2 separate regions of the Homo sapiens genome follow, and region 1 is linked to region 2. A link is an interaction called in ENCODE POLR2A ChIA-PET data of the cell type or tissue named here. Cell type or tissue: OCI-LY7. All regions are shown on one strand. Each heading gives the region's core, and the rest is flanking DNA. Links, peaks and the distances in the headings are about the cores only.

Region 1 (12,364 bases), core at 5,591-9,590, 1.3 Mb before region 2:
GCTAATTTTGTATTGTTAGTAGAGATGGGGTTTCTCCATGTTGTTCAGGCTCGTCTCAAACTCCCAGCCTCAAGTGATCCACCCGCCTTGGCCTCCCAGAATGCTGGGATTACAGGCCTGAGCCACTGCTCCTGGCTGCTTGGTAACTTGTTAAATCATTCCTGCAGCATTCAACTTTTGAGCTGCTACTTTGTTAGTTGTACTGTACTTGTTATGATAAACTTAAGTAGGAAATACAGTTAGTTTGTATTTCAAAATAAACATTTTTTTCCTTAAATTTTTAATGGAAACCTGCTTTACACATAAGTTTGCAAAAATTTTAGAGTTTCTGCAGTGGATTTGCCTGGCTTGATCTAGTCTAGTTGATCTCTAAAATTCAGTTTTGTTGTATATTTTTCTCTTTTTTCCAATATTACTCTTCTGTTTTCTGACTAAAGCATTGTCCTAAGTTAGTCAAAATGCTTGCATAATGTTTCTTGCTGATAATTTGTCTAGAAAAAGGATGGGATGAATTTAATGTGACATATACTATGTAAGAGTTTATTTTATTTTGTTTGTTTTTTGAGACAGTTTTGCTCTGTCACCCAGGCTGGAGTGCAGTGGTGTGATCTTGGCTCACTGCAACCTCCACCTCCTGGGTTCATGCCTCAGCCTCCCAAGTAGCTGGGATTACAGGCGCCTGCCACCACACTCGGCTAATTTTTTTTTTTGTATTTTTAGTAGAGATGGTGTTTCACCATGTTGGCCAGGCTGGTCTTGAACTAGTGACCTCAAGTGTTCTGCCTGCCTCGGCCTCCCAAAGTGCTGGGATTACAGGCATGAGCCACTGCACCTGGTCCTATGTAAGAGTTTAAGGAAGACTTGTGTTTGCCAGAAGCTGGTTTTTTTTTTTTTGGTCTGGTTTTTTTTTTGTTTTGTTTTGTTTTGTTTTGTTTGTAATTACAAACTTTTAACTTATTTGGAAAATTAAGTCATTAGAAAATTGTGGCCTTTGCCTACTGTTGATGCTATTTGTTTATCTAAAAGTTTGAGGAGGTTACCAGATATTTATACCACTTTGTTAGGATCTAGGTTAAGGGTAGGAAAAATGAGGTTGCCAGAGTAGAACAAAATCCACACCTTAGATTTTAACCTGCTTGGAAAAGATGGACATATCCTAATGCCTTTCAATCAAGTATTGGTAGGTTGGTTGCTGTTGCTGCTGCTTCCTTCTCTCTTTTTTGCTCTTCAAATGTTAATGTCAGTTATAAGAAAAATCTAAGTTGGGAATAGTTAAAATATTGTACATCAATAAATGTAGTTTTGGACTTTAGCCTGAATGATTTAAATTGTTAGTTGTAAGTGTTAAAGGACAGAATTTTTCTTTCCTAGAAAAGTGGTGAGAGAAGTTAAAATAGCATGATGATTATGTTTGTGATTTGTCACTATTTGCCAGGTAAAATGAGAAATCTACCATTTGCCAGGCTCTGCTCTAGGTGCTTTAGAATAGCACTGCACAGTAGAATTTTCTGTGATGATGGAAATATTTGTTATCTGCTCTAATATGATAGCCATTGGCCATGTGTAGGTTTGTTTTTTGTTGTTTTTGTTAAGACAGGGTCTAACTCTATCACACAGTCTGGAGTGCAGTGGTTTGATCACGGCTCACTGCAGCCTCCACCTCCCGGGCTCAAGCTATCCTCCTAGCTCAGTCTCCCGAGTAGCTGCGACTACAGGCGTGCCACCACGCCTGGCTAATTTTTGTATTTTTGGTAGAGACGGGGTTTCGCCATGTTGGCCAGGCTAGTCTTGAACTCCTGGGATCAAGCAGTCCTCCTGCCTTGGCTTCCCAAAGTGCTGGGATTACAGATGTGAGCTACTGTGCCTGGCCTGGCCACATGTAATTATTGCACACTTGAAATATGGCTAGTGCAACTGAGGAAATGAATTTTTAATTAATCTTAATTTAAATTCAAATAGTCACATGTGGTGAATGGTTACCGTTTTGGACACAGCATGCTTTATTTAGAGTCCTTTCTTAATTCTCAAAACTTTTCAAGGTGGGGACATTTTTATTAAGCAAACAGACTGAGATTAAGGTCAACAGCTAGTGTTAGTTACAGTCTGGAATAAAACTTTTTTTCTTTTCAGGGCACTTAACATCACACCTGCCTAGTGTTTAACTATTTAGGGGAGGGGTGTAGGAGGAGGGTGAGGGAATTGTTAGGCAAAGGAGTAGTAATACTTATTAGGTGGCTGTATACATTGTATAATAAGTAAATTATTATTATTATTATTATTTTTTTGAGACGGAGTCTCACTGTTGCCCAGGCTGGAGTGTAGTGGTGCAATCTCGGCTCATTGCATGCTCTGCCTCCCGGGTTCACGCCATTCTCCTGCCTCAGCCTCCTGAGTAGCTGAGACTACAGGCACCTGCCACCACACCCAGCTAATTTTTTGTATTTTTAGTAGAGACGGGGTTTCACCGTGTTAGCCAGGATGGTCTCGATCTCCTGACCTCCTGATCTGCCCGCCTTGGCCTCCCTAAGTGCTAGGATTACAGGCATGAACCACCGCGCCCGGCCCATTGTATAATAGGTAAATTATTTTATGTGATTTATTTTCTTTGGGAAAGTTAATGTTTCTGCTAGTTAATGATACTTAGTTTAGCTTCAGTTGCTGATGAAATTTAGATTAGGAATTGTTAGCAAGTAGGTGTCCATATGCACATGAAAGTTTAACTGATTAATTTCTTTGTGACAGAATTCCAGTTTTGCAACTAAGAGTGGACAGTAACTTTGAAATTGGTTTTAATATACTTTTGCTTGTACTTCATATATTTAGAATATAACAAAAAATCAAAAAATGGAAACAAAGTTTGGTCTGTTCTGAAATCCCATTCAGCTCTTAGTAGTTAATCATAAGTTTATTTATTTTTTTGAGATGGAGTCTCACTTTTGTCGTCCAGGCTGGAGTACAGTGGCGTGATCTCAGCTCACTGCACTCTCCGACTCACTGCAACCTCCACCTCCCAGGTTCAAGTGATTCTCCTGCCTCAGCCTCCCCAGTAGCTGGGATTACAGGTGTCCACCACCACACCCAGCTAAGTTTTATATTTTTAGTACAGACAGGGTTTCGCCATGTTGGCGAGGCTGGTCTCAGACTGCTTACCTCGGGTGATCCACCCACCTCAGCCTCTCCCAAGTGCTGGGATTACAGGCGTGAGCCACCGCACCCTGCCGGTAATCGTAAATTTAAACTCGGATAAATTATCCCTTAAAAGTATACCAGAAAACAAAATGCAGTTTTGCTATTTTATATATGTGTATATAATGTGTATATAATTATTATAAAAATTACAAAATGATTTTTCTGTAAAAATCGAGTGAGGGCCGGGCACAGTGGCTCACGCCTGTAATCCCAGCACTTTGGGAGGCTGAGGCGGGTGGATCACCTGAGGTCAGGAGTTAGAGACCAGCCTGGCCAACATGGTGAAACCCCGTCTTTACTAAAAATACGAAACTTAGCTGGGCGTGGTTGCAGGCACCTGTAATCCCAGCTACTTGGGAGGCTGAGGCGGGAGAATTATTTGAACCCAGGAGGTGGAGGTTGCAGTGAGCCGAGATCGCGCCATTGCTCTCCAGCCTGGGGGACAAGAGTGAAACTTCGTCTCAAAAAAAAAAAAAAAAATCTAGTGAGAAGTGAAAATCTTTTAATAATGTGGTAAATTTATTCTTTGCTTGCTTTTTAAGTGTGTGTGTGTGTGTGTGTGTGTGTGTGTGTGTGTGTGTGTGTCCAGGATTTCACTGTGTTGCCCAGGCTAGTCCTGAGCTCAGGTGATCCTCCTGCTTCAGCCTGCCAAGTAGCTGAGATTATGGTACATGCTACTGCGCCTGGCCTGTTTGCTTACTTTTTAATTTTTGTCTTTCTGGAGTGAGATGCAGTATGAATGAACAAATATATGTTTTTGTTTTAAACTGACAGCATATATTTTTAAAATTCTGTATTGTGTTAGAAACCTGAAATGTTTTAAAAAATATTTTTTAAAAATTCTTTTGCGTCAATAGAGTGGGTTAAAAATACTTGTTTGTGCAGAGTGACCACAGTTCAGTTTTCAATAGTAGTAGATGGACAACACTATATTTTCAGAAAAGCAGACTAAAGCTTAAAAGGGAACTGAATTTAATGTTCCATTTTTTAGATGTGTCAAAGTCTTGCAGTCCTGGGTCATTATTGGGGCTCAAACTAGTTATTTGATGATAATAGAATTGCCATCCAAACTATTGGAGCGCTGGTTAATGAACAGTTTCCAGAGGGGCGGGCATGGTGCTCGGTGTGATTGGGGGACTGGAGAGATACTGTCCAGCTGGCCTCAACTGAAGGGATCCCTCTCCTTAGTGTGCAGTCTTATATCTTTTAATATTTCTGCTTCTGACAATGAAGTTCTGACAGAGCATTGATTCAAATATATCTTCTTTCTTCATAAAAACATTTTTGGGCCGGGCGCGGTGGCTCACGCCTGTAATCCCAGCACTTTGGGAGGCCGAGGCGGGCGGATCACGAGGTCAGGAGATCGAGACCATCCTGGCTAAAACGGTGAAACCCTGTCTCTACTAAAAATACAAAAAATTAGCCGGGCGTAGTGGCGGGCGCCTGTAGTCCCAGCTACTTGGGAGGCTGAGGCAGGAGAATGGCGTGAACCCAGGAGGCGGAGCTTGCAGTGAGCCGAGATCCCGCCACTGCACTCCAGCCTGGGCGACAGAGCGAGACTCCGTCTCAAAAAAAAAAAAAAAACATTTTTGGACATAAAAAGCTATGTCGTATAAAGGATCATATGCAAAGGACTGTTCAGAATTTTCTCCCCCAGATACCTGTGTGACTCATTTTTCTTATTTGTTTTAGGACTTCTGCTCAGATGTCCTTTATTTTTAATTTTAAATTTATTTTTATTATTATTTTTTGAGACAGGGTTTTGCTCTGTCACTCAGCCTAGCATGCAGTGGCACAATTTTAGTTTACTTCAGCCTCTGCCTCCTGGGTTCAAGTGATTCTCCTGCCTCAGCTTCCTGAGTAGCTGGGATTCCAGGTGCCTCCTACCACACCTGGCTAATTTTTGTATTTTTAGTACAGGCGGGGTTTCACCATGTTGGCCAGGCTGGTCTTGAACTCCAGGCCTCAGGTGATCCACCTGCCTCGGCCTCCCAAAATGCTGGAATTACAGGTGTGAGCCATTATGCCTGGCCTAATTTAAAAAATTTTGAGACAGAGTCTTACTCTGTTGCCCAGGCTGGAGGGCTGGAGTGCAGTAGTGTGATCTCGGCTCACTGCAACCTCTGTCTCCTGGGTTCAAGCGATTCTCCCACCTTAGTCTTCTGGGTAGCTGGGACTACAGGCACATGCCACCATGCCTGGCTAAACAGGTGTCCTTTAAATGTTATTTAGAGACCTTCCTTGGCTAGCAGTCAGTCCTTCTCACCTTATTTTCTTATTTCTTACTTTATTCTCATTTATCAGCTTCTGACATACATTTACTTTTATGTTTATCACGTTTTCCACAATTAAAATGTAGGGTTTATGAAGATAAGGACGTCTGTTAATGGCTCTATTCACATTGGTTAAAATGATGTACCATAGTAGATGTTTAATAAATATTTGTTATGTGAAGTGAGTGTGAAAATAGTGATTACAGGGCAAGAGAGAAAAAGATCTTTGGATTGTGTGCTTGCATAAATTTTTGGAGAAGGGAGTTAAGCTGGGCTTTGGCATTACAGAGTACATTAGTGTATGAAATAATTGTAGGATATTGGGCAGAGCCTATATTATGGTAAGACTTTGAAGTTTAATTTATAAATGAATTATAGTATTTGTTTATATAGCCTTTCATCACAAAAGCATAATAAGAGGAAAATTTTGTTATTGTTTCTTTGGTTTTGGCATTGGAGGAGAAATGGTATCAGGATTAAATGAGTTTGTTGTGAGGAGCCTGCTGCTGTATTAGAATCTTCAGATAGTAGGGCTCAGCCATACGTCATTTCATAAAGCTTTACAACCGATTCTGACACGAAGTCAGGGTTGATGACCACTATATATGATATTAAGAAATAGACCTGTTATAAAATTTAAAATATAAAATGTTAGAAGAGCTGGGCGCAGGGGTGCATGCCAGTTACTCAGGAGTCTGAGGCAGCAAGATTGGTTGAGCTCAGGAGTTGAAGGCTATAGTTTGTGATTATTGCGCCTGTGAATTGCTACTGCACTCCAGCCTGGGCACCATAGCGAGACTCTATCTCTTTAAAAAAAAAATTTGAGGGAAAGTAATCGTAGTGTTAGAGTTGCTTTGTGTTTTTCAGAAAATTTAAAAATCAAGTTTAATTCTTGGTATGCTGGGAAGCTGATGTGGAAGAGAGAACAAGTCACATAACAGTGAGCTTAGCCAGCAATCAGCATTCATATCTAAATACAATTTTGCTCTCTATTTACAGGCAATATCCTGTTGAGGAGACAAACTTAAGATTCTTAGTGAGAAATAGTTCTGAAAAGAATGTCAGTTGCCAATTCTGATAGTAAGAAGGGTGAGTGAAGAGGCTTAAATTCAGTAATAGTTCTCAGTGTAAATGTTAGGGTGTGGAAGGAATTTTATGCTGTGGTTGTATTCTTGACTTTTGGAAATTTCCCTGAAATGCCAGCTGTAGGCTTAAACATCTAAGTTGTTTTATGATACATGCTGTACAAACTTGTATTAAAGTTGTAACTTTAAGAACACTAGTCTAACTTGTTGCCTGTGGTTTTTTTCCTCCTAGGTAAGATAGGAAATTATATTGTTCACTACTTAATATGGCATTAAAATAATCCCTTACACTTTTAACTAAAGCAATCTTTTCTTTCCTTGTTATTTAGAAGTAAAATAGCTTGTAATCCCATCGCTTTGGGAGGCCAATGTGGAAAATCTCTTGAAGTCGGGAGTTTGAGACCAGCCTGGGCAACATAGCAAGGCTCTGTCTCTGTAAAAAATGAAAAAGTTACTTGGATGTGGTGGTGGTGCAAACCTGTAGTCCTAGCTACTTGGGAGGCTGAGGTGGAGGACCGCTTGAGCCTAGGAGTTCAAGACTGCAGTGAGCTATCATCATGCCACTGCACTCCAGCCTGGGTGACAGAATGAGACCTTGTCTGGGGGGGAAAAAAAAAGTAAAATAAAAATTGCAGTGTAAGAATTAAATGATGGACAGGTTGATGTTTTTGTTATCTGATGGGCTCTACTGCACTTTCTTTGGTTAGTATAATATGAACAAATCTTCAGTTGAAATAATGTGAAATTTCTACTGAAACACCTTGGGGAAATAATATTATTTGAAGCCAGTATTATTTTTAATTTTAAAGATTCCATTTGATTTTATTACAGAGGAGATTATGTAAACATTCCTGAGTGGCATCTGTAAGAGTTGTTTTATCTGATTACATAAAAGGAGAAGTGAAAGTTTGCTTTTAAAAACAGTAGACCTAGGGAAAAAAAGCCTGGCCTTGGTTGGTTGTCTCCTTTTACACATGGTTGCTGTTCAAATTCAAAAACTTTTTTTTCCTCTCACAATAAAATGGCTAAAATGGCTTACACTTAAAATGTTACTCTATTTTTCAAAGAGAACTTGTTGGGTAGTACAAGATTACCTTTAATTATCAATGTTTGAGGACCAAGTTAGAATTTTTAAGAAGGGGAACATTAAGCAAAGCAGTATTTATTTAGTATCTATTTTGAGCCAGATTTTATGCTAGACTTTTTACATGTTAGCTGATATAAACTTTGTGACACTCCCTTAAGGAAATTGTAAGTATAGCCAATACTTAATGACTACATTGTTACAGTATATTTCTTTCTTTTTTTTTTTTTTGAGACGGAGTTTCGCTTTTGTTGCCGAAGCTGGAGTGTAGTGGCCGCGTGATCTTGGCTCACTGCAACCTCCGCCTCCCTGGTTCAAGTGATTCTCCTGCCTCAGCCTCCCGAGTAGCTGGGGTTACAGGCATGTGCCTCCATGCCCGGCTAATTTTGTAATTTTAGTAGAGACAGGGTTTCTCCATTGGCTGGCCTCTAACTCCTGACCTCAGGTGATCTGCCCGCCTCGGCCTACCAAAGTGCTGGCATTACAGGTGTGAGCCACCGCGCCCGGCCTGTTACAGTATATTTCTAAATGCTTTATATACAGGTAATTCCACTGTATCGGGACATGGAGATTCCTAAAAGTCGCTGCGCTTTGCAAAATCACGCAATAAAAACCACAGGGCTTATGGGGAAAATGAGTTTGACCACAACATTAAAAAACATTATTAGTGACAGATTAAAAACAAAGATAAGAACTTAAAATGGTAGTACTGTTTTACATATGTTAAATGGTTAACAAATACATAATACTATGATGTAAATATTGCACTTTACCTTGAAAAAGACAGTGCTTGCTTGCAGAAGTGGGCATCTGAAGGATTACAGTTTGTAAATTATTGTGAAGTGGAGAAAGTCAGGTTATCTGAAATCTGATGGTAAGTTGTAACATCAGATGTAGATGGGTGTGGTTCATTGTGGCTCACAACATACAAGGGGATCTGAGGTAGTTGTTTGAGGTGTGTGTCTGGGTGCTGCTGTGCATGCCTATGAGACTTGTTTTGGCTAGGTGCTGTTTTCTGTGTTCATCTAGAGTTTCTAATAGATGAAATTCATAGAAGCAAACATGAAATTTAAAATGTTAAAAATGCTCCCCATGAATTGTGTTGGAGCCAATGTGTGTTTTCAAAACAAGCAATGTAACAGAATTTACCTGTACATGATTTAACTTAGAGTTGTAGAGATCATATATCCTGTGTTTGAGTAGTTCTTAACTCTGAAGTATGGCTGTTTACTAAGAGCCCTAGTCTTGCATCTAATACCTGAGATAGTGCCACATTCTTTGCCGTCTTAGGTTGCCACTGCCACTAAATGAAAACCAAGGAGACTTAAGCATCTTCCAACTGTTTCTTTGTTAGGGAAGCTTTTTTGTTGAGATGGAGTCTCGCTCTGTTACCAGGCTGGAGTGCAGTCGCATGATCTTGGCTTACCTCAACCTCTGCCTCCCGGGTTCAAACAATTCTCCTGCCTCAGCCTCCTGAATAGCTGGGATTACAGGCGTGTGCCACCATGCCCAGCAAATTTTTGTATTTTTAGTAGAAACGGGATTTCACCATGTTGGCCACGATGGTCTCAATCTCTTGACATTGTGATCCGCCTGCCTCGGCCTCCCAAAGTGCTGGGAATACAGGCATGAGCAACCACACCCGGCCTAGAGAAGCGTTCAGTTCAGTTCAGTTTAGTTTAGGTTAGGTTAGGTTAGGTTAGGTTAGGTTAGGTTAGGTTAGGTTAGTTTAGTTTAGTTTAGTTTAGTTTTTGAGACGGAGTCTCGCTCTTTCACCCAGGCTGGAGTGCAGTGGCGCGATCCCGGCTCACTGCAAGCTCTGCCTCGGCCTAGGGAAGCTTTTGATAGAGGCTAATTCATTTTAAAGATTTCTGTGGGAGACCAAGTGACATTTTAAAACCCAGGAAATAGGCCAGGGACGATGGCTCACGCCTGTAATCTCAGTGCTTTGAGAGGCAGAGGTGGGAGGATCACTTGAGCCCAAGAGTTCCAGGCCAGCCTGGGCAATATGGCAAAACCCTATGTGTACAAAAATACAAAAATTAGCCAGGCGTGGTGGTACGTGCCTGTAATCCCCGCTACTTGGCAGGCTGAGGTGGGGGATTGCTTGAGCGTGGCAGGTCCAGGCTTCAGTGAGCAGTGTTCATGCCACTGCACTCCAGCCTGAGTGACAGCGTGAGACCGCGTCTCAAGAACAACAATAACAACAACAACAACGACTCGGCAAATCTGAGTAAAAGAGAAAAGCAGTACTTTTCTAAACTACCTCCCAAATTAGGTAGTGAGATACGTATACAAGTGCATGCCCAATGGTAAAGCACGTGTATTATTAGTACTTGCTCTTTTGTAGATGTAGTCTATTTTAAACCTTAGCTTTTTCACTGAATTGATCTCATCTTTGGTTTATGTTATACTTACTCTGGGTCTTATATTCTGTTTGATGTTTTTATTTGCTTATTTTTTATTTTTATTTTTTACTTAAGAGAGTTTATATTTTCATTAGTTACCTTTATATTATACCTTTAAAAATCCTCTTAGTCTCTCTCTTTTTTAAAAAAAAAAATTTAGGTTTCTTCTATTTGGTTTATCAGCTTTAAATTAGAGCCATTTGGTTTCATTTTCTTACGTGTGAAGTCTTATTCCAGTTTCTTTTTTTTCTGTCTCTTTTCCTGTGATTTTTTGAAGTTATATTTACTTTGTGAGAGTATGTCATTTTACATACTATTCTTCCTCGTCAATACCTTTGTTTTAAATTTAGTACTACAATATTGTTAAAGATTTACAGATCTTTTCTTGAAGTTCTCAATCACTTCTTGGATAAAGCTCATCATCTAGTAGATTCCTCAGGAATGCTTGTGAAACAATTTCTTAAATTTTTACATGTTTAAATTGTTTCCTATATCCTTGATATTTGAAGGACAGCTTGGCTGGATATAAAATATTTGATTCACATCTACCACCTGTTCTGTCTCTTCTATATGTATGACTTTTCTTTGATTCTTTTCACATCTATTTCTTTTTCATTTATGTGAAAGCATTCCTATTTTCTATCTCTTTAGATCATATCTGTTCTCTCTAGGGCATCTTTTGTAATTTAGTCTTCATTTAAGTTCAGTTTGTTCATGTTTTACAAGTTCCTGTTATTTGTCTACTCTGTTTAAAATTTTGAGTTTCTCATTTGAGGTGTTCTTTTATGTCTGCATTTGTTATTTAATTACTTTAAATTTGCGATGGATATGGTGATATTACATCTTTTCTCTGTAAGCGTTTTTGATGTGTTTTCGTCTGCCCAAGTATTTTACTTTTTATTCCTTATAAGTAATTTGGTATGAATGCTGAGTCCTTTTTTCTGTTCAGGTTGTTTGTGCCAGATTTTATTGTACCAACAATATTGTTATCTTATTTTGTCTTATTTTGGTGATGGGGTTAGGGTGGCCTTCTCAGTCTCTTAGTTCAAGAGCATTCTGATTTGTTGCCACAGTGAAATGTAGTTTTAAAAATAAATTAACACCTCCCCCCACCCCCCGCCATAGTTCTGTCTTGTTTTAGTAGGCCATCTATGCTCTGGTCACTTCCTTTTTTTCCTTTATCATCAACCCTCCAAATGACACCTCCTTCTCTCCCAGAAACTGTGCCTTGCTAAAACTGTTGCCTTTGATCTTACATACTTTCTAAGTGTATTTTTGACTTCCCAGTAGCCATTGCTCTCACTGTCATGTATCAGATGTGCCAGTACTTTCTCTCAGATGGGGCCCTCTCCTGATGGTAAATCCTCAGTCATATTACATGTAATTCGGTTACCACTAGGACTCTGCTATATTGCTCTTCTGGACAGTTCCCATTGAAGCTTCTGGTCTTCAATGTTTATGCTCTTATACGTAAATTGGAGTTTTTAGTCATTTCATCTCCTTATAATGCTGTGGGGTCAGCTATGGATGATTTTATTTGCTCTTTTTCTTGGCCTGTATGGTTTTTATGAGGATTTGTGGAGGGTGTAGAAATTAGAGGATCGTGGGCCGGGCGCGGTGGCTGACGCCTGTAATCCCAGCACTTTGGGCGGCCGAGGCGGGTAGATCACGAGGTCAAGAGTTCGAGACCAGCCTGGCCAACATGGTGAAACCCGTCTCTACTAAGAATACAAAAATTAGCTGGGCATGGTGGCACATGCCTGCAATCCCAGCTACTCGGAAGGCTGAGGCAGGAGAATCTCTTGAACCCGGGAGGCGGAGGTTAGAGTGAGCCCAGATCATGCCACTGCACTCCAGCCTGGGTGACAGAGCAAGACACTGTCTTGAAAAAACAACAAAACAAACCCAAATTAGAGGATGGCCATTAACCTATAGGGGACTTAATCTGTGTTTTTTATGTGCTATGCTTGAAAATATTTGTGTTTGCTTTAAAATAATTTGCAATTCAGGTTTTGTATAATTGGATAATTGGTTATACTTCTGTTTTACCCCATTGTTCTCTCTTCAAACTCTCTTGGAAGTATTTGTCATGGAAATAACTATGAGGTTATATTTTATAGCTGTCTGTCAATCATGTGTGTAATCCTTGTTTTGCAGATTTCTACTCTTATCAAGCAGGAATCTGAAATGCCACTTTAATGTTCTTTCTTCAAGTGACATAATTTCATGCTACAAAGTAAATGAAATATAAAATCTGGCACATTTTATGATACATTTACAAGAGTATAATATTCAGAAAGTGGATGGTGATTGTTGCACTCAATT
Region 2 (12,364 bases), core at 7,705-11,704:
ATGTGACACCCCAGCTTATATATAGAGGGTCTGTAAACAATCCTCCCAACAGGGAACTCCTAGGCACCCTTCTGCCCAGGGTGCCATGCCTAGGTACATGGCTCTGCTCTCACGAGCATGAGGAGAAGACTGGGCAGGTCCTAGGAGGGACTCAGAGCTGTTTGGGCAGGGTAATGGGATTCTGGTTACCAGAGTGTGGTCTGGACAAGGTGACTGGCACAGTCCCCCTGACATCAGTCTCCTTGGTCCTTCCAGAGCAGTGCGTGGTGGGGGCAGCATAGTCAGAGTGGCTGGACAAGGCAGAGCCCACTAAAGCCTGAGGCCCAAGGCAGGACACCAACTGCCCACGTCTGAGGACAGTACTAAACCCAAATTGCTCTGCCTAGTGGCATTTCAGGCAGTATTATAAATAGATATTGAAAAATACAGGCAGAGTGAAGAACAGGTAACTCAGGGTAGTCTGCCCACAGGCTTAGCTTCACTAAGCCATTTTACTAATTTTCTTCCTTTCCTCTTCTTGGGAATCAGAGAGCTCACAGAAATCTCCAGGCTTGTTTTTTTTGACTCACAAGACTTTCAAATTGGCAGCTGCAGTTAGTGAGGAGGGAGGGAAAAAGATAGAGATGGGAGTCCATTTAGGAAGGACAGAGATGTGTGTGGGGAGGGAACATTTATTCCCAGGAGAGGGCTCCAGTGATCTGTGCTCCGCTTTGCTGACTCTTTTGCTACTCTTCCCTTTCTACCCCATCCCCAGGCTCTCAAATTACAGACTTTAAACTGGGCATAGTATGTCTTCCCATTTCCAAACTGTCCGTCTGTAGATGGGGAAGGAAAACCGTAGAAAATATCCATGGAAGTGTAGACAAGTGACTGTGTTACCTGCTGACGCCTGGTTCAGGTAGCTTGGCCCTGTTGCTCCTCTCAATACCTTGGGGTCAGTCAGAGCTAAAGGTGACAGTCAGAAATAGAATGTGTAGGCTGGGCACGGTGGCTTACGCCTGTAATCTCAGCAATTTGGGAGGCCAAGGCAGGTGGATCACTTGAGGTCAGGAGTTCAAGACCAGCCTGGCTAACATGGTGAAACCCCATCTCTGCTAAAAAATGTGGTGGGGGACACCTGTAAACTCAGATACTCGGAAACTGAGGCAGAAGAATTGCCTGAACCCGGGAGGCAGAGGTCGCAGTGAGCCAAAATCATGACACTACACTCCAGCCTGGGCAACAAGAGTGGAACTCCGTCTAAAAAAAAAAAAAAAAAAGATATGGAATGCGTAGCTGGGTGCTGTGGCTCACACCTATAATCCAAGCTACCTGGGAGACTGAGAGTTCAAGACCATCCTGAACAACATAGCACGACCCCATCTCTTAAAAAAAAGGAAAAGAAAAGAAACAGAATGTGAAAATCTCTAAGGGGGCTGGCCTCCTTTACTCTGGATGTTCTTGAAATTCAGCCTAGCTCTTTTACTTAGTGAGCTCTTTATGTCTTTCTCCCACATGTGTACAGTTCTCTCTCTCTCTCTCTCTTCCTCTTTGTCTCACCAAATCTAGGAAAGAAAATTATCCTACTTTGTGTGCTGGTGGTGTTGTCTGTGAGCTTCTTAGTGGAATACTGGAAGGCCCACCCTGCTTCCATCTTTCTGACAAGGTCCAGGCTGTATTGTTTTAAAAGTAATGCCCTTGGCTGGGTGCGGTGGCTCATGCCTGTAATCCCAGCACTCTGGGAGGCCGAGGCGGGCGGATCACGAGGTCAGGAGACCAAGACCATCATGGCTAACACGGTGAAACCCAGTCTCTACTAAAAATAATAATAATAAAAACAATTAGCCAGGCATGGTGGCACGCACCTATAGTCTCAGCTACTCTGGAGGCTGAGGCAGGAGAACTAATTGAACCCGGGAGGTGGAGATTGCAGTGAGCTGAGATCATGTCACTGCACTCCAGCCTGGCAGCAGAGCAAGGCTCTGTCTCAAAAAAAAAAAAGAAAAGAAAAGAAGAAAAAAAAGTAACACCCTTGAATCCTTAAACAATTGTCTCATTTAATTTGGATCATTTTGACCTTTAAGTTTCTTTATTCAGATCTTTAATATTTTTAAGGGAGCTGTTAAAAGAGGAATTGAGTTTGCCTCCTTTGCAGAGAAAATTAAAAGTGTACCATGACACTGAGTGCCCTTGGAGAGGGGGAGATCTTTGGAAGTTTGAAGGGTGATCCTAGAAGGTGCTTTTGTACGTGATTGTAGAGGGGGCAGAGAAAAAAAAAATGGCCTCCACCCATTGTGTTTCTCCATGAGCTTTGTGAGTGAGGCCACTGGGGAGTCACCTGTTCCCACAGGCTGGCGCTCTGATGGAAGAGTGCCAGTTAGGCAGGCCATGGAGGAGGGCTCTGTGACCCATGAGACACTGGCACTGCAGGAATATGACGTTGGCAGTGTTTTAGGAGGGGATTTTGCCAGCTTAAGGCCATGAACCCAAGAGGAAATTAGATTTTAAGCAGAAATAAAATCCTGTGGAAATATTTAATGTTAGGTGATGTTTGCATCATGAAGGACATCATCTCTCTTCCATTGAATCTTTTCCTCTTTTTGTCCGTGGCTTCCTGTGTCTGTAATAGAATAATCCATTGTCTCTGCTGAGTGCTGTCTGGAGCAGAAGCTTTTGTCAAGCTCTTCTTGATAATATCATTTCAGTTACACTTGAATTCAAAGCTCTTCTCTCTTTTTTTTTTCCTAAGTGTCTCTAGCATTAAGGGAGGAATGGATCCTTTTAGTTTTGACCACAGAAATAAAACTTCAATCAGAACATGTTGAACGCTGGCTTCAAATTTAGTCACCAGGAATGGTCTTTAGCCCAACATTACCCCCTAGTGGGATAAAATAGAATAGATATTAATGAGGTTATGTGGGATGCATTTGAATGGGTGTAACTAGATGCTCTGGCTTGGGCCTGCTCTGTGACAGATACAAGTGGCTGTTAAGGCCCCATGGAAAAATGCATCTCCCCAGCTCTTTGGAAAGCCACTGGCCTTCAGTGAGCGTGGAGCAATTCCTTCTGCTTAATAACCCCCTCTTTCTCTTTCATTTTATTCTCTCGTTGTTGTCATAGTGAATGGCATTTAAGAACTGGAGAAACAAAGCACAGAAGTCATGTGTAAAAAGTGTAACAGATTTGATTTCATAAAACATGCACACTGTCATATAATGCAAGACACCAAAAGTTAGAAGGCAAATTCAAAAGAACCTAAAGGAGCAATAAACATTGTTTAAAGTAGCCCATAAATGTGTAAAATATTATGTATCGATTTAAAAAATTCAACTGCTTCACTGTGAAAGGAATTTGAATTAAAATGAAATATCATCTTTTATCCATCAGATTAGCAAAAATAGAAAGAGTGTTAATTTCAAATGTTGCTGAAGGTATGTAAGAAGGGAGCACTAGCTGTTGATGGGAATGTAAACAAGTGAAGGACTTTTGAAGGCAATTTGACAGGATCTGTCATGACTTTAAATGGACATATGCTTTGATCCAGCAAGTTTACCTTTTCAATCCTATCCCCAAAAGATATTCTTATATATGTCACAGATCTCTTTACAGTAATATTCCTTGCCACAATGTTTATGATAAGAAAAGCCTACATATAAGTAAAAGTCCATCAACTGAGACAGAGGGTGGGGCAGCATAGGTGTAACTAAATAAATTACGGAACATTTCCTTTTCATGGAATACTGTGCTGACATTAACATAAATGAGACAGAACTCCATATACACCTATGGAAAAAATCTCCATGACCCTCAGGTGAAACATGAAATCACGGAATAAGTTTTAGTTTGATTCAATTTTTGTGTGTATGTTTTAAAATCGTGTATGTGGCCAGATGTGGTGGCTCATGCCTGTAATCCCAGCACTTTGGGAGGCCGAGGCGGGTGGATCACAAGGTCAGGAGATCGAGACCATCCTGGCTAACACGGTGAAACCCTGTCTCTACTAAAAAATATAAAAAATTAGCCAGGCGTGGTGGCGGGCGCCTGTAGTCTCAGCTACTCGGGAGGCTGAGGTGAGAATGGCATGAACCTGGGAGGCAAAGATTGCAGTGAGCCAAGATCGCGCCACTGCACTCCAGCCTGGGCGACAGAGTGAGACTCTGTCTCAAAAAAAAAAAAAAAAAAACACCACACACACACACACACACACACACACACACACACACACACACACACACAAAACACAAAAAACGCGTATGTGTATGTAGACACATATAGAAATTTCTAGAACAAATGAAATTCAATCTATTAATAATACTTACCTCCAAGGAGAGAAGTAGGAGTACAGAAGTTAATAAAGGAAGACTTTCTTTCTGCCTCACTTCTTATTGGTCAATCTGGGAATTCATTTTGCTGTGTCTGTGTATTACTCGTATGGAAAAAAGTAAGCAAAAATAAACACTATTATGTGATATTCATACAGATGAACGATATTTCAAAGGAAACTTCTCTACTATAAGACAAAGAGAGTTTAAATTTAGCATAGCGGCAAGGCTAAGCCCAGTGACAAGTCCTTCATCAATTGTCTTTTTTTTTATTTCCAAGAAATCTCAACACATGGGTAAACATTGTGCTGGAGAAATGAATGGCTCTGTAATTTCCCAGATAGTCAGAATCTTTTTCTGGCCTCGTGGCTTCATCATTGCCTGACTCAGCATGTGTACTCAGGGCCCCTAGAGTGAGCCATGGTGAACCAGGTGGTGAGAGTTGCAGGGAGTGACGGTGTAGGCTGAGGATTCCAACTACTGTGTCTCTTCACAGCAAACACCTGGACATGGGCAAGCCACCCAAGAGACAGTTTTGCTCTAAAATGGTATTTTTTGCCCCTTCCCATTTGGAGCAAAGATACAATTCCAAAGAAGATTCTGAAATATTCATGTTAACCCATGTATACTATTAAAGCTATTTCATCTTACTCATTTTCAAAAAAGTTTATAATTTCATAGGTTGCTTAAGTCTTTTAGAAAATCAATATACCCAGGTTAACTCCATAGCAGCAGCTATTTACAAATTCTCTTGTTTATGAGACAAGCTGTTGAAACAACCCAGTGCCCTATCTCAAAATATTTTGCGTTTTTATCTTTTCATAGACTCTTCCAAATATCTTCTCAGTTTACATGAGCATTTAAGAAGGATCTGGCAAGTTCAAGTATTACTTCCTTATTTACTTCCTCATTATTAAGTACAGTTCTTTATTTCTCACAGTGAGAAGAGATATTGTGTTGCATTACACTGAAAATACTGCACAATTCAATACAAATTATAGAGTTATATTATCCAAATTCTGCTGCTAGGGTTTCATTTTTGTCCTTTGAAATTTCATACTGATCACTTCTTGGTTTATACCAAACTTTCTTTCACTTTTGAAACTTCAAAAGTAAATACTCTTCCCCATTTCCTACTCTTAGGTCTAAATTTGCAGCAGGAATTGAAGGAGGGATTGAAATATTGCACCTGGCTCATAGAATTTGACAGCATGACAAAGGATGCTGTAAAATATGAACCAAAAGGGGAAAATGAATATACTCTAATACCTTGGATATTTTTGGTCCTTTACCTGTTAGGATACCAACCAATGTTGAGAAATAGTATATACATAGGTAGTGACTGATCATAAACTTTCATATATGCTTGTCTATTATCCTGTAGGAAGGTGGGATGGTGAGAGGCTTAAAACAGAGGAAAACATGATTACATTAAAGTTTTCAAAAGATCACATAAGCGATAGTTTAAAAGAATAACTGAGGAGTGTGAGAGGGAGGACTAGGGGCAAAAAATAAAATGGCAACAATCCAGCAACCTTTGTTGCAATCCAAAAAGTTTGTTTCAAACACTTGCTACAAACATTCATGTACACATAGGAAAGTGTGACATGATGAATTTACAGACTTGCGCATTTCTATCTTGCTTGCCAACAATTAGAAGAGTAATTATATCACACACAGATTGACAAATAGCCAAAGGGCCATTTTAAAATGCTGCCTTTCAGTCTATCATTGATGCAGTGTTAGGTTGATTCCATGTCTTTGCTATTGTGAATAGGCTGGATGAAGAAAATATGATACATATACATCATGGAATACTATGCAGCCATACAAAGAATGAGATCATGTCTTTGCAGGGACATGGATGGAGCTTGAGCCCATCATCCTTAGCAAACTCACACAGGACCAGAAAACCAAGTACTGCATGTTCTCACTTATAAGTGGGAGCTAAATGATGAGAACACATGGACACATAGAAGGGAGCAACACACACTAGGGCCTATTGGAGGGTGGAGTTGAGGAGGAAGGAGAGGATCAGGAAAAATAACTAATGGATACCAGGCTTAATACCTGGGTGATGAAATAACCTGTACAACACACCTCCATGACACATGTTTACCTATGTAACAAACCTGCACGTGTACCACTGAACTTAAAATAAAAGTTAAAAAAAAAAAGAAAAAATGAATGACTGCCTTCCAGTTACTGAAAGCAGACCCAATTAAGGAAACTATTACAGTTGCCAAGGTCAGGGACTATAAATGCATATGTAAGCTTCCATCAGAGCACCAACCTCTGAGTTCTCCCTTTGGGTCACACTTTGAGGCAGTTGGATCATCACATATTGGGCAAAGGTGTCAAGAAGAAGCAAGAAGCTGAGAGCCTGCTCAATCCACAACAAGCCAAGAAATGTTTTGTTTTGTTTTAAGTAAAAAGCAATCAATTTCCTTTTGTTATATGAAGGTAATAGGATTGATACTTTTGCTTAAGGATAACCTATACAAATACAGTCTGGACTGAAGAGATAGATCAAATATTAATATATAAACCTAATAAAACCCTTCTGAACCTATTGCCAGATACAAAGCTGGACTGTCAGTATAATTGAGAATAGACCGAGGAGCAGAGATTGAATGGTGTTTATAAAAAATAACGGGGCTGGGTGCAGTGGCTCACGCCTGTAATCCCAGCACTTTGGGAGGCTGAGGCAGGTGGATCACAAGGTCAGAAGATCGAGACCATCCTGGCTAACATGGTGAAACCCCGTCTCTACTAAAAATACAAAAAACTAGCTGGGTGTGGTGGCGGGTGCCTGTAGTCCCAGCTACTCGGGAGGCTGAGGCAGGAGAATGGTGTGAACCCAGGAGGCAGAGTTCACAGTGAGCCGAGATCGTGCCACTGCACTCCAGCCTGGGTGACAGAGCAAGACTCCATCTAAAAAAAAAAATAAAAAATAAAAAATAAAAAAAATAATGGATAGGGGCTGGGCACAGTGGCTCATGCCTGTAAGCCCAGCACTTTGGGAGGCTGAGGTGGACAGATCACCTGAGGTCACGAGTTTGAGACTAGCCTGGTCAACATGGCAAAACCCTGTCCCTACTAAAAATACAAGACTTAGCCAGGTGTGGTGGTGTGCACCTGTAGTCCCAGCTACTCGGGAGGCTGAGGCAGGAGAATCACTTGAATCCTGGAGATGGAGGCTGTAGTCAGCTGAGCTCATGCCACTGCACTCCAGCCTGGGTGACAGAGTGAGAATCCGTCTCAAAAAAAAAAAAAAAAATGGGGTCATAAACAACTTGGAGGAATCAAGAATGACATACATTTCTGGCTTCAGTTACTACATGGATATTGCTGTTATTAATTAAATAGGGAATAATAAAGGGAAACTTTATGGGGAGAGAAGAGTCCAGTTTTTGAAGTGCATATAAGTTCAGGAAGTGAGAGCATTGTTGTGCCTCTTTTGTTCATTGTCACTGCTGTTATTAGCACATGACACAAAGCCTGGAACACCCAAGGCACTCAATACATATGGACTAAATGAAACAGTTCCAGAGAGAAGCCTGAGCTGACTTAGTATTTGGGAGTCAGTAGTAGACAGATAGGGGTTGAAGTTATTGAAGTGGGTGCACTCTTTCAGGGCAAGCAATGAGAAAGGAGCACCTTGGGAAGATCTTTGTGGTGACCATCATGTAAGAGGTGGGCAAAGGAAAGCAGCCCAGGAAAGTTCATGGTGAATTTATTAGAGAAACAAAGGGGAATTGCAAAGATATTGGTGTCACGGACACCTTGAAAAGGAGGAGATAATTTTAATGAGGGAGTGTCAAAAGATCTAAATACCACAGAAAGAGAAAGTAAGTTAAGAATCAGGATCTATTGGAGCTAGCAATTAGGAAACTGTTTTTGCCCTCAGCAAGAGCAGTTTCAGTGCAAAGGTAAATCCATGCCGAAGTGCACTGAAGTTAGACTGGAAGTGAAGAAACAGAGGTAGTAAGATAAGGCCACTCTTTCATGTTTGGTTGTGATGCAGTTAGATAAGTCAATAACTAGTATGTTACAAAGTTAAGGGATTGAGTAAATAGTCTTACAACCTGAGGCTATTGTGAAGAAGATGTTGAAGATAAAAGAGGTTAAAGAGTGCTGAATTTTCCTCCAACATGGAGGAAGGAGAAAAGTAGATTGCAGGTGCAGACACATTTGCACTTGAGGGGCTCAGAGTTGAGAGCTGCAACTGATAGCTCCAATTATTTCTGTTAACTGAGAATCAAATTTTCATCTAAGAGGAAGCAGGTGTGGGATTAGGGGGTTCGATGAGACTAGTAAAGAATTAAAATAGCTATTTGGGGGACTAGGAAGATTGGATCAGGGACATGGAACAATCATGGATTGCTAATTGGCATTCAGGACCTATCTGAAGATAAAAATCATAAAATTGGAGTAGTACAAATCTATATCATGTAAATTTTTTCACCTCTAGCAGTGTCTGCTACACAGCAGCCCAGATGCGAATGAAGAAGGCAGATGCTTATAACAATTCCTGATTTGGGGTTTACAGAGTAACCACCGCAGAGGACAGATGGCAGATGCAGAGGATCCAGGCAGATTGAGTTGAGAGAGCTGAAAAGATAGTGGTGAAAGAGATGACCACAGGATCATATCTCAATAGGAAAATCAGTGCGAGACCTCATGGATTAATAGAGGAGTTGAAGGACTAGAAGTACTGTAGGCAACTGTCCTGGGAATGACAGAGGTGAAAAGGTATGAGTTCATATTTCTAAGACACAGAAGGGGATGGAAAATCACAGGAATCCAGGAAATCAAGGTTAAAGTGTTTTCTGGGTTCTTGGTTTAGATGTAGAAGTTCCCTGAATGGTAGCAAAAACTGGGGCAGAAAAGAAATTTATGAGCCAGATGCTAAAATATTTAGTGAATATCCAAGAAGGCCCAGGAAAACCCAGAAGAATGGTCGATGTGGCAGAATAGAGGACAGCAATTATTTGACATGTCTTTCATTGAGAAGCAGGATCCATCTCCCTTTCTGAGTCTGACCTGGCCTGTGCCTGCTTTGACCATTAGGATACGATGGATGTGCCTCTCTGCTCCTTCTAGGCCTCAGAATTGAGGGTAGGTGAAAAAGTCATCACCGACTCCTACTTGGGTTCCTGTGGTAACCTCCTAAGTGGTCTGCCTGCTTCTATCCTTGCGCTTCTACTTACTGTCATGATAGTGGCCAGAATTATTTTTAAAGCCTTGATTGGGTCATGTCTCTCCTCTGCTCAGAACCCTTCAGTGGTTGCCGTCTCCCTCAGAGTGAAGGGCCATCTTGTCATTGGTTCCTTATTACCTCTCTGCATTCGTTGACTACCACCTCCCCTCACTCATTCTGCTCCATCCACAGCTTCCTTGATGTCCCTCAAACTTACCAGGCGCACTCCCATTATCGGGCCTTTGCACTTGCAGTTTCTTCTGTCTGCAAAGCTCTTCCTCCAGTCATCTCATCTGCATGGCTTGCTCCCTTGGCTTTTACTAAACAGTCATCTTCTGTGAAAGGTCTTCGCGAAACACCCCATCTAAAATTTCACCACCTTCCCAAGCCCAGCATTTCTAACCTAGGTTCCCCGCTGTGTTTGTTTTAATGCATATGCCACTAACATAACAGATATGGTACTTACCTTGCTTATAGTCTGTCTGCCGTATTAAAATAGAATTTCCCTTAAGGACAGGGATTGTTTTTGGTCATTGTCATTTGCTGCTGTACTCTCAGTGCCTAAAACAATATCTCACACAGTAGGTGGTCAATAGTCATGAAATGAATGAATTCACCAGACCTATTCTAGGGCTCAAAAGATTATTTCCAGGCCAGTCCTAGGATGTGGCATGAATCTAGCTGATACTGTTTCCTTCAGGTATTCTAAGAGCTACAGGATTTAGCTTTGTGGACTTCTTCTGGCTTCTCTGTGAAGGGTGAGGGGAGGAAGTAGTATGAATCCAGGAAGCCCTGATAATCTACAGCTTGGCCCTCTGCCGTCTGCCTCTAGCTGCTGTGTAGACCGGTCTGCCTGGCAGCCGATCGTATTAACAAAGCCCACAGAAAGAGAATCCTAGTCTTAGCCTACTCTACTCACTTGTGTCTAACGATAAATTCCTTTGTCTGAGTCCCGTGCTTTCCTTTTAAAGAATTAGACTGTCAAAAGCATGTTAAACAAAAGGCACAGGGGCCTAAACATTATGTAAAGGAGTCATTTTAAAGCAGAAAATAGTATGAAATGCTTTCTACTCAACACATCAATTGTTATTCTTTTCAGGTTAGAAGTTGAATCTGTAACAAAAGAGCCTTTTCACAGGATGGGTAATGACAAATACACAACCAGAGGAGCCCTTAACTGGAAGTGGAAATAAGGCAGCTGCCAACACCTCCACTTCAGTTTCCCTGCTAGGTTCAAGAAGCAGAATCTCTTTAAGTTCAGGCTCCTAGACAACGCTTCAGCTGGAGACCAGACCAAGGCTACTCTACTGAGATTGGGAGGTTCCTATAGAGTCTCTGGGGCCAGGAAAGTGAGGAGGAGAAACCTCACCACCCTTCCTAAAGAGGTTTGCCCTGAAGAGAGCAGGCTGCGGGAGTTGCCCTGTGCCCAGAAGCCAGGGTGCTCGGCCTGCGTCACCTTGGTGGGGGTGAGGATGCTGTTGGGACATGAGCCTCCTTATTGGCCGTGGCTCTCTTTGTGGTTCTACCACATAGCTTATCCTGCTTCTCCCTAGAATCAGCTTCAAAGTGGTGCTTAAGCAGTGATATCCTGATATCCTTAGATCTGTGGTTTCTCTGGCATCATCCCTTCCCCGCATCCACACTCTGCATGGTTTGCTTTGTTCCTTTTCTGTAGCAGTAGCTTTCTCTTTTGCTTGTTCTTATGTGAAAGCTCCACTGAGGCCAGGACCCAGTGCTGTGGAGCAGGAACCTCACCGAGATATAGACACTGAGCCCTTCCTCTGCACTGGTGTCATCATTATTATATTAGCATAGGAAGGACTGACAGAGATGGGGGTAAAGTGGCCAGAGAAGATGATAATGGCTGGGCATGGTGGCTCATGTCTGTAATCCCAGCACTTTGAGAGGCCGAGGCGGGTGGATCACTTAAGGTCCGGAGTTCGAGTGCAGCCCGGCCAACATGGTGAAACCCCATCTCTACTAAAAATACAAAATTAGCTGGGCATGGTGGCGGGCACCTGTAATCCCAGCTACTCAGAGGCTGAGGCAGGAGAATTGCTTGAACCCGGAGGCAGAAGTTGCAGTGAGCAGAGACTGTGCCATCACACTCCAGCCTGGGTGACAAAAGCAAAACTCTGTCTCAAAAGCAAAAACAAATAACAAAACAAAACAAAACAAAAACCCCTACAAAACAAACACCCCCCAAAAAACAGAGAAGATGGTAAATCACAAGTTGAAATCAAAGAGAGTAATCCATGGAGACACGAAAAGTGCATAACACAACCATGAACAACTAGAAATGTGTCACCTGTCTTCTGGAAGCTGAGGGCGGAATAATTCCCCCAGGATGTTCTTCTGATGTAGCGAATGAGAGGACGAGCCTATTTGTCTCGTAGACGAAGCTGGAAATTTCAGCTCAAGGGTTCAGGCTCCTCCCTGTGCATCCTTTAGAAGTAAACACAGACTAAAACCTGCCATTATGCAGTATATTGCTGCTGTGATGAAAAGCACTATGATGTGCTTGAACGAATAAGGACAAGATTGCAACAGAATTCTCAGCATATTAATAGAGACAGGCTTTCAGAGGGACTTGCTACTCATTTACTGTCACTTTCTTAATGACAATGGAAAATGCTGGCTCCTCTTCTATATCCAGGGCTACACATTTAAACAAAACACTCTTATTTCCCGCTCAATGCTATCTCTGATTTTGGCAAAGTACAGGTGGGTGAGAGTATTAGATTTTGCAGTTATTTCTTGAGGCATATTTAAGACATCAAAGATAAAAACACATGGAGTCACGTGTAATAATCTTAGAGTCCAATAAATGACTAGCTACTTGATTAAACCAAATGGCATT

The links. ChIA-PET counts read pairs that join two places held together with the same protein. Peaks named below come from ENCODE experiments on the same cell type or tissue, not always from the same donor. Only the 100,000 strongest peaks of a DNase experiment are listed, where the experiment ranks them.
Region 1: POLR2A ChIA-PET joins it to region 2 with 5 read pairs; 1 of 35 experiments calls an interaction of 5 or more read pairs at or near these places.

The regions. Positions count from the first base shown.
Region 1 is chr4:139,305,697-139,318,060 of GRCh38, forward strand. The region is part of intron 1 of NAA15 (N-alpha-acetyltransferase 15, NatA auxiliary subunit); the gene reads left to right. Among named protein-coding and RNA genes, the nearest start is that of NDUFC1, 9.4 kb to the left of the region's middle. In OCI-LY7, for the core only: no CTCF peak of the experiment used is centred there; a DNase peak (open chromatin) is centred at 7,485; H3K4me3 peaks cover 2,304 bases; H3K27ac peaks cover 4,000 bases.
Region 2 is chr4:140,607,358-140,619,721 of GRCh38, forward strand. No RefSeq gene overlaps it. Among named protein-coding and RNA genes, the nearest start is that of UCP1, 45 kb to the left of the region's middle. RefSeq lists an enhancer at 10,850-11,453. In OCI-LY7, for the core only: no CTCF peak of the experiment used is centred there; no DNase peak of the experiment used is centred there; H3K27ac peaks cover 1,114 bases.